Linked DNA regions of Homo sapiens: region 1 is linked to region 2. Evidence: chromatin contacts called from ENCODE Hi-C data. All regions are on one chromosome and are shown on one strand. The core of a region is the stretch at or near the end of the contact, and the rest is flanking DNA. Distances in the headings are between cores, read along the strand shown.

Evidence for each region. Hi-C counts contacts between places; a loop is a spot of excess contacts on that map. Pooled maps may share reads with other maps.
Region 1: a map with no recorded cell type shows a loop between it and region 2 (13-fold over the local background). The contact joins two enhancer-like sites. A Hi-C loop is called at or near these places in 3 of 37 single-sample maps with no recorded cell type and 2 of 50 pooled maps.

What each region holds. Positions count from the first base shown.
Region 1 is chr10:13,269,320-13,274,021 of GRCh38, reverse strand. No RefSeq gene overlaps it. Among named protein-coding and RNA genes, the nearest start is that of PHYH, 28 kb to the left of the region's middle. Within about 2 kb of position 2,326, at least 15 of the 41 ENCODE cell types and tissues checked have a DNase peak (open chromatin) inside an H3K27ac peak, as active enhancers do.
Region 2 is chr10:13,755,605-13,760,427 of GRCh38, reverse strand. The region is part of intron 8 of FRMD4A (FERM domain containing 4A); the gene reads left to right. Among named protein-coding and RNA genes, the nearest start is that of PRPF18, 170 kb to the right of the region's middle. RefSeq lists enhancers at 1,815-1,954, 1,406-2,103, 1,252-2,451, 2,686-2,875. Within about 2 kb of position 2,852, at least 6 of the 41 ENCODE cell types and tissues checked have a DNase peak (open chromatin) inside an H3K27ac peak, as active enhancers do.

The DNA of each region.
Region 1 (4,702 bases), core at 1,077-3,576, 490 kb after region 2:
TACATTTTATTTTGTTTTGTTTTATTTTATTTTGAGACGGAGTCTTGCTCTGTCACCCAGGCTGGAGAGCAATGGTGCAATCTTGGCTTACTGCAACCTCTGCCTCCCGGGTTCAAGCAATTCTCCTGCCTCAGCCTCCCGAGTAGCTGGGATTACTGGTGCGTGCCACCACACCTGGCTAATTTTTGTATTTTTAGTAGAGACGGGGTTTTACCATGTTGGCCGGGCTGGTCTTGAACTCCTGACATCAAGTGATCCACCGGCCTTGGCCTCCCAAAGTGCTGGGATTACAGGCGTGAGCCACCACGCCCAACCCATTCTAAATTTTAATATCACTGCTTCCAAGAGTGGTCTCATTGATCATAAAACAAATCAAAAGAGATTCTGCTACGTATTCAAACAGTTGTTGGCAAATGACTGCGTCAGTCATCTAAACCATCTTTTAATCCCAGATAATTTCCCCTCCCCTTCTCTGCCACTCTGGGACAGGAATTGATGATCGGATATTTCTTTTCTCTCCCTGCCCTTTATTTTTTTTAGAAACAGGCTCTCACTCTGTCACCCAGGCTGGTGTGATCATAGCTCACTGCAGCCTTGACCTCTTTGGCTCAAGCTAGCCTCCCACCTCAGCCTCCTGAGTAGCTGGGACCACAGATGCACACCACCATGCTCAGCTAATTTTGTTTATTTACTTATTTTTTTGTAGAGACAGGGTCTCCCTATGCTGCCCAGGCTGGTCTCAAACTTCTGGGCTCAAGCGATCCTCCTGCCTCAGCCTCCCAAAGTGCTGGGATTACAGGCATGAGCTACCCACACGGTTTTTGCTTTTTTATTGTTTTATTTTATTTTTATTATTTCCTTACTTTCTGGCACTACAAGGTGCTCCAGGATTATTTTGTATCTTCCTGCCCTTTGTCCTATAATGAGCCATTTCTCCAAAGAGCCCTGGTTCTACCTGTTGGGAACTGTTGGAAACCAAGATCTGGGCTTGAGATGCACTCTCAATGTGCATTGTTACCAAGCTCGTACAGTGATTCTTAAAGCGCTCCAAAACTGGCGATCCCCTGGCCCAGCATCTCTGGAAAGTCACAGTCATTCAGAGACAATAGTGCTCTGGCCTGGGGAGGTTTATATTTGCTCCGAGAGATTCCAGAGTCTTGCTTGGGCCTCTGAAAATTTCAGACCTACCTTCATTCTTCTTCAGGCTTGGCATTTCTTGGAACACGGTGTTTGTTGGGGAGGCAAAGAAACAGGACTTTTTGCATTGATTTAATTTTGATTTGAAGCACGTGAAATTTACTACTCGTTTAGAAGCTAAAATAACATTTTAAAATAAAATAACGGACAGGAAGAAATTGGGAGTGATTTGGGGGCTGGATACCCAGCAGGACAGGCCACACTGTCTCCCAGCCTGTTTGGGTATTTCTGCCTTCAGTCAGAAGATGCAACCTTTTTCCTGTCAAGAGCCAGATAGTAAATATTTTCAGCTTTGCAGCTGGGCCATCTCTGAGGCAGCTGCTCAACTGTGCCGCTGGAGCAGGAAGGCGTCCAGAGACAACATGTAATCCAACATGCGTGGCTGGGACCCAATAAAGCTCTATTTACAAAAACAGGCATCCCGCCAGATGTGGCTCGGAGGCGCTAGTTTGCCCACTCCGCTCTAGATGAATGCACAAATTCAGTAAAGCCAACACGTGCCTTGTCCCTTGGCAGGAGGCACCTTGCACCACTGAAGCGATGCTTTGGGGGCCTCACACCTCGCAGCTTCTGAGAGACGGGCAGGAAGTTTCTGCTATCCTCCCTTCCTTGGTGCGGAGAAGAGCTTGCTTACCTGTGACATGCAGCTGTTTGTTTTGTTTCCTCGATGTGGCCAGTGTTTAATCTGGATTAAGTTTACGGCAATGTGTTAAGCCCACCCCACCACCCCACCAGATCTCTCTAGTGTAACTTGCAACCCACGAAGGACCTACTTTGGGCTGTGGTGGGAGATGATATTTTCATGGATTCCATTTAAATGTACCTATCAGTAGCAGTCAGAATCTCGGTTGCGAGCAACAGAAACTGCCCTTGACCGTGAGAAACAGAAACTGCCCTTGACCGTGAGAAACAGAAAACAGATGGTGTCAGCAGGCTCTCTGGGGCTCGGGGACGTGCTATGAGTGGCGCTGGGGGGCAGGGCACAGCACAAAGGGGCAGGCTAGGCCAGTGGCTTTGGGGATAAGATGACCTCTACCCCCACCCCTGTCCCTGGGCCTCCTGATTCGTAGTCAAAGCACCGGGGACAGGCTCTTTCAGGCAGTGAGAGCCACATGCTGCCTCCTGGTGGCCGCAGAGGTGGGGAGAGGGAATATGGGTGAGAATATGCCACCACCTCCCCCCAAATCACACATCAGAGGAAACGAGATTGCCCCAAAGCAAGATCAGGTTACAAAAAGGAAGAAGATAGCCCCAAACACTGTGTCCACTGCAACACAGGTGCACCGAGCATTGACCCACACACCTGAATTTCATAGTTTAGCTGCATGGAGAGGGTAAAATCAATTCTGAGAAGAAAGAAGGGAAGGGCTGTGATGAAGGTCACTGCACCAGGAGAAGGGAGTCTTCCCTGAGCAAACGTCCACTTCCCCAGTCCTGGCCTGTCACCCTGTCTCGGCTCCTACATGACACAGACTCATCACCTGGTGTTAGGTCAAACTCTGGGACCCACCCGGTGGTGACCCATCATTGATATTAATTTAGTGAGTCACAACGTCAGTTTTGAAAAAAAGAACAAAATAGAATAAAATGAAAAAAATGCAAAAGATGAGAGAGACTTGCACATCGTAAGAGAAAGTGATGCTTCGATTTCCAATGTGCATGCTCATTTGGGATCACAACGCAAAATAAATTTGTTACTGTTGGGTGTAGTCAAAAAGTATGAAGTCCACTAGTCTAGATCATGACTCACACTGTAGGAGTTGGCTCAGGCTGTCATAAAAAATACCGCAGACTGAGTGGCTTTAACAACAGACATTTATTTTCTCAACTTTCTGGAGGCTGGAAGTCCAAGATCAAGGTGTTGGCACAGTGGGTTCCTTCTGAGGCCTCTCTCCTGGGTTTGTAGATGGCTGTCTCCTGTCTGTGTCTTCACATCATCTTCCCTCTGTGTCTGGGTCCAAATTTCCTTTCTTATAGGACATCAGTCATATTGGATTAGGGCCTATCCCAGTGATATGGTTTGGATCTGTGTCCCCACCAAATCTCATGTTGAATTGTAATCCCCAGTGTCGGAGATGGGCCTGGAGCAAGGCAATTGGATCATGGAGGCCGAGTTCACGAGTGGTTTAGCAACTTCCCCTCGGTGCTGTTCTCGTGACAGTGAGTGAGTTCTCCTGAGATCTGGTTGTTTAAAAGTGCGTTGCACCTCACTCTCCCTCTTGTTCCTGCTTTTGCCATGTGAACTTTATTTTATTTTTTTTTTTTTGAGATGGAGTCTCGCTCTGTCACCCAGGCTGGAGTGCAGTGGTGTGATCTTAGCTCACTGCAACCTCCACCTCCTGGGCCCAAGTGATTATACTGCCTCAGTCTCCTGAGTAGCTGGGTTTACAGGTGTCTGCCATGAAGCCCGGCTAATTTTTGTATTTTTAGTAGAAACGGGGTTTCACCATGTTGGCCAGGCTGGTTTTGAACTCCCAACCTCAGGTGATCCGCCTGCCTTGGCCTCCCAAAGTGCTGGGATTCCAAGCATGAGCCACTGTGCCCGGCCAACCATGTGAACTTTCTATTCCCACTTTGCCTTCCACCATGAGTTAAAGCTCCTTAAGGCCTCCCTAAAAGCAGATGTCACAGCGATTTCTGTATAGCCTGTGGAACTGTGAGCCAATTAAACCTCTTTTCTTTATAAATTACCCAGTCTCAGTTATTTCTTGTGGTTGATTTTGTTGTTGTTGTTGTTGTTGTTGTTTTTGAGACGGAATCTCACTCTGTCACCCAGGCTGGAGTGCAGTGGCACAATCTCGGCTCACTGCAACCTCCGCCTCCCAGGTTCAAGCGATTCTCCTGCCTCAGACTCCCAAGTAGCTGGCATTACAGCCACCTGCCACTATTTCCAGCTAATTTTGTACATTTTTAGTAGAGATGGGGTTTCACCATGTTGGTCAGGCTGGTTTCGAACTCCTGACCTCAGGCGATTCACCCGCCTCGGCCTCCCAAAGTGCTCCCAAAGTGAGGCGGGAGCCACCTCACCCAGTCTCAGGTATTTCTTTACAGTAGTGTGAGAACGAATGAATACATCCAATGACTTTATTTTACCTTCATTACCTCTTTAAAGATACTCTCTTCACATACATCACATTCTGAGGTACTAGGGACTTGTAATTGGGGGGACACAGTTCATAACACACACGTTGGATCTTTTTTCTTTAAATTTTTTTTTTTTTTTTTTGAGACGGAGTCTCGTTCTCTCACCAGGCTGGAGTGTAGTGGTATGACTTCAGCTCACTGAAACTTCTGACTCCCTGGTTCAAGCAATTCTTCTGCCTCACCCTCCCGAGTAGGTGGGATTACAGGCACGTGCCACCACGCCTGGCTAATTTTTGTATTTTTAGCAGAGATGGGATTTCACCATGTTGGCCAGGATGGTCTCGATCTCCTAACCTCGTGATCTGCCTGCCTTGGCCTCCCAAAGTGCTGGGATTCCAGGCGTGAGCCACCACGCCCGGCC
Region 2 (4,823 bases), core at 1,603-4,102:
CCTGCCTCAGCCTCCCAAGTTGCTGGGACTACAGGCATGAGTCACTGCACCGGGCTAATTATTTTATTTTATTTTTTGTAGAGATGAGCTCTCACTATGTTGACTGTTCTCAGTCAGACATCTCAGCAAAAGCAAAAAATTATTTTACAGTCTAAAACAAGGATCGGCGAGCTTTTTTTGTTGAGGGCCAGATTGTCAGTATCTTGAGTTTTGCACGCAGTACGATCTCTGTTTCAATTACACAACTCTTCCTAAGTGCAAAAGCAGCCCCATAGGATAAGTAAATGGATGAGCCTGATTGTGTTCCAATAAAACTTTATTTATGGATACAGAAATATGAATTTCATATAAATGTTCATGTATCACAAAATATTCTTCTTCTTTTGGTTTCTTTTTCCAATCAGTTAAAAGTGTAAAAGCCATCCTTAGTTCATGGGTAATACATAAACAAGCAGAGGACTGGATTTGTCTAGGGGGTTGTAGTTGCTGACTCTGATCTCAAATGCCATCTCTTCAGCTCTGTTTGAATATTTGCATAAAGAGACCTCCAGGCCCCTTTTATTTAAGTTCTCCAAGTTTTTGGTATAAAGCAGTGGTAGTCAAATTTTTAAATAGATAATGACTGTAAGTAGCTTTGGCTGGAGACCTTGAACTTTGTAGGTGGCCAGTAACCATTTACCGAATTTGCTAAACATAATGTTTTCAGGTTACAGAAACTAAATCTTGTTACAATTTTTATTTGTCACTTTTTTATGACATTAATTTGGCCTTGGAATTTGGGGTTTTGATAAGTGCCAGTCCATATCTACTTACAAAGATTTCTGAAGTCCCATGAAAAAATGATTTAAAAACCACAAATCCAATGGATTCCAGTGTCTAGTCTACTTACTCACATTTTTCCCTCCACATTTCTTTCGCCAGCTCTGAACTCTGCTGTAAATATTATTTATTTTGAGAGTACCCTGACGGGATGGAATGTGAACTGGGAATAGCATGATCTGGCCCCACGGATCATGGGAACGTGTGGCCACATGGATTGCCAGGGAGAAGGAAGTGCAGGCTTGGCCTCCACAGTAATTCATGGCCCCCTAATGAGCTTCTGGAATGCCAGCTTGTTGGCTGAATTCAAAGAAACAAAGGATCCGGGTTGTGCTCCATTTGTCAAAGTGCTACTGCTACCTAGCAGTTTGTTTGTAAGCGCAGCTGTCTGGGAAGAGAAATCACTGTCAGGAGAGGGGAGAGGTCAGACACCTTATCCAAAAGGTCAGTTTATCTCACAGCCTAAAACCTACACCATGGACGGTGGGGGTGATTTGTTACATGGGAGTCTCTGATAAACACCCTTTTTCTGTAGCAGGCCCATGCTAGTAAAGCCATCTTCAGAGGTCCAGAGAAACTAGTACACTTGAGTGGCCTAAAATTGTGGAGTAATAGAAGTAATTCCAAATTCCTTCCCATCTGCTTCTGGGAAGATACCCAACACGTCGAAATTGACCACATTCGGTTCAGTGGCTAAACATTAGGTATTTTAGATGTCCCATTCTCATAACTTATGTAATTTATATAAATAAATTTATTTATGATTTATTATAGAAAGTTGTTTTTGCTATTGATGCAGGATTTTTTGCTCCTTAGTTCAACTAAAATCCAGCTTCTTGTCTCACGACCAGGAAAAAATAGGCACATGGACACACTGAAGGGAGAGGAGAGTGGATTATTAAGCGAAAAGAAGGCTCTCAGCAAAAAAAGAGAGGGTCCTGCCAACAGGCTCCCACCTCACAGATTGAATATCAGTCTCCTCCCCTGCATAAGGCATGAATTCTTGGTGGCTCCACCCCCTTCTCCTAGTGCACATGTGGGCCCCAGTCCCTTGCAGGCACGCCCGGGCAAGACCCTGTGCAGGTTTCCTTATCTGCATCTGCATGCCTCCTGCATCTATCACTATTATTAAATGCATGACTATATAACCTCAGTTTTATTTAAAGGAATGGCTTTGACTTCCATACTGTAGATATGTTTTCCTGAACCACATTAATAAAATACCAGCTTAGAACACACAGAACCCTAGAAAAGGCTTTTCTAGATATAACACAGGGTCTAGGGCTGAACTCAAAGATCTTCTAAAATCCAGAGGATCCAATAACCTTTTAAATGAATGGCCACACACAAAAGATAAAGTAACTCTTTCATAGCCTGAAAGGTCCTGAATCTAAAACTTCCCAAAAGGCTATTTTCTTCAGGATACTATTATCCTAGATATTTACATTTCAGGGACTATATCCAAATTACATTTATGTGGAATGAGTATTAATTCATAAATTATGGGAGCAGTTTCCTTGAGGTACAAGAGAAAAGGGGATTGCTTTTACAAAAGAGAAGTCAAGGGCTGGGTGTGGTGGCTCATGCCTGTAATCCCAGCACTTTGGGAGGCCAAGGCAGGTGAATCACCTAAGGTCGAGAGTTCAAGACCAGCCTGGCCAACATGGTGAAACCCTGTCTCTACTAAAAATACAAAAATTAGCCAGGTGTGGTGGTGTGCGCCTGTAATCCCAGATACTCGGGAGGCTGAGGCAGGAGAATTGCTTGAACCTGGTAGGCGGAGGTTGCAGTGAGCTGAGATCGTGCCATTACACTCCAGCCTGGGTGACAAGAGCAAAACTCCCTCTCAAATAAAAAAAAGACGAAGTCAAAAGTGCTGATACACCTTAATGGAAAGAGAACTATATAAAGACAACTGTGAACCGTAGCTACTCTTTCTCATGAAACTCACTTGCTCTTCCGTTTCTTCTTTTGGGCTCTCTGTTTTGCTCAGCAGATGCCTGAAGGCTTATTCTTACATAACTGTCTTTTCTTTCCCACTAACAAAATAGCTCACTTCCTTGTCTTATTGGACTTTACACTGAAATGTCAGGTTTAGCGTGCTGAGAGAAAATGACTGTTATCTAGATAGATGATTAGTATCGCCTGCCATAGAAGAGATACAGACCACACATGTTCATATTCTACCAAATGGAGGACAAATTTGTACGATACTTCTAAAGGTTTAGGAAATAGTCTTATCTAAAAATAACATTTTTTCACTTTTATTGTTTTCCTTAGCACAGCATGTAGTAATCTCATTTCATTTCCTGATGTATATACATGTAAAACAAAAAACCTCATGTCTGTCGACAATCAGGAAGTCAGTAGAGTTGGCATTTCTCTTTAAAAACAATTCAGTAGCCTCCAAGCTGTTAACAAAGGCAGCTGTGGGCCAAATATTTGGAAGACAAGAACCGATGCAGTTTAAAAACAAAAAATTGTCTTTCGATAATCGCTGTTGACCATTGGCCAACTAACTAACAGACATTATCTATGATTCTTACATACTTTATTCATCGTAAACAGTGCAGGGTTTTGAGAATGGAGCACTGATGTTTTCTGTTTCAAAGCTTTTTTAAAAACTCTTGGGTTATGATAGAAAAACTAATGTTCTCTTCCTTAAAAAGTTCAGTGCAGAGAATACCTCATTTAATCGACTGATAGGACGTCCAATTTTCTAGTTATATTCTAATTTAATTTAACAGAAGTCTCATTGCAACACTGTACTGAGGGAGATATCACATACAAAAACTTGATTTTTTGGTTTTTGTCTATAAGGGACCTTAACTGAAAACCTTATCAGCCAATCTCCTTACCCTGATTTTGAGAATCACTTCACCTCTGCCAGCCCTTCTGATCTTTCTAAAAATGTGCCGCAAATTTTCTTAAAATAATAACTTTAAGCAAAGCATGGTGGCTCACGTCTTTAATCCCAGCACTTTGGGAGGCCGAGGCGGATGGATTGCTTGAGGCCAGGAGTTCGAGACCAGCCAGGGCAACGTGACAAAACCCCGTCTCCACTAAAAATACAAAAACAATTAGTCGGGCATGGTGGCGTGTGCCTGTAGTCCCAGCTACTTGGGAGGCTGAGGTGGGAGGATTGCTTGATCCCAGGAGGCAGAGGCTGCCGCTGCAGTGAGCCGAGATTGCACCACTGCACTCCAGCCTGAGTAATAGAGCGAGACCCTGTCTCAAAAAATAAAATAAAAAATAACGTTTAGCATTTTGCAATATTGAAGTACTTTTAAAATGCTTTGCGCTAAACAATGCAAATCACAAATGCCAAAATCACACTACCTTTGAAATAAAGAATCGTCCATACATTAACAGAGACAAGTAAAAAACATCTGTTCTATAGAATTTTTTGTTAACAAGATTTATTGAAACCAGATCAGTAAAGCTGTGTTACTCTGGACCCTCTTCTGGGACCTGGAAATATTTTTGTTTCCGAGGACTGGATATACTGATGCTAATCACTAAAACAGGATTCTCCCAGCATGAGATTTATTAAGACCAGAAAGCAAACAGCACCTGGAAAAGACAGATAGTAAGGAAATTCCGTGTAAAGATTCTTGGTCCACGTTTTGCCTACCTGGCTCTGTTCAGCAGAACCCATCACATGCTTAAGAGGCGATGGAAGGGACCCTGTGTCTACAGGCTCACCATTCCAAATAAACATAGCCACCAAAGGAAAAGAACTCAGGTTTTGATTGAATACTTGGGGGCCAGTTTACATGACATCTCTACAAGATGAAATGCCAGTCCAAGTGAGAGAATATCAGCTTATCAGAGCTTAGTGAGTGTCGGCTAAGAAATCTTAGTGTATACCTGTGGTGTCAGTCTGCAAGTTACTAATTCTGTTTCTTTAAAACAAAAAATGAAAAACAGCTTGCTTTTAGAAACAGAACAATGCATCACCCAATCAATGGAAACAAATAGTAGCAGTCCCTCATTAACAAGGA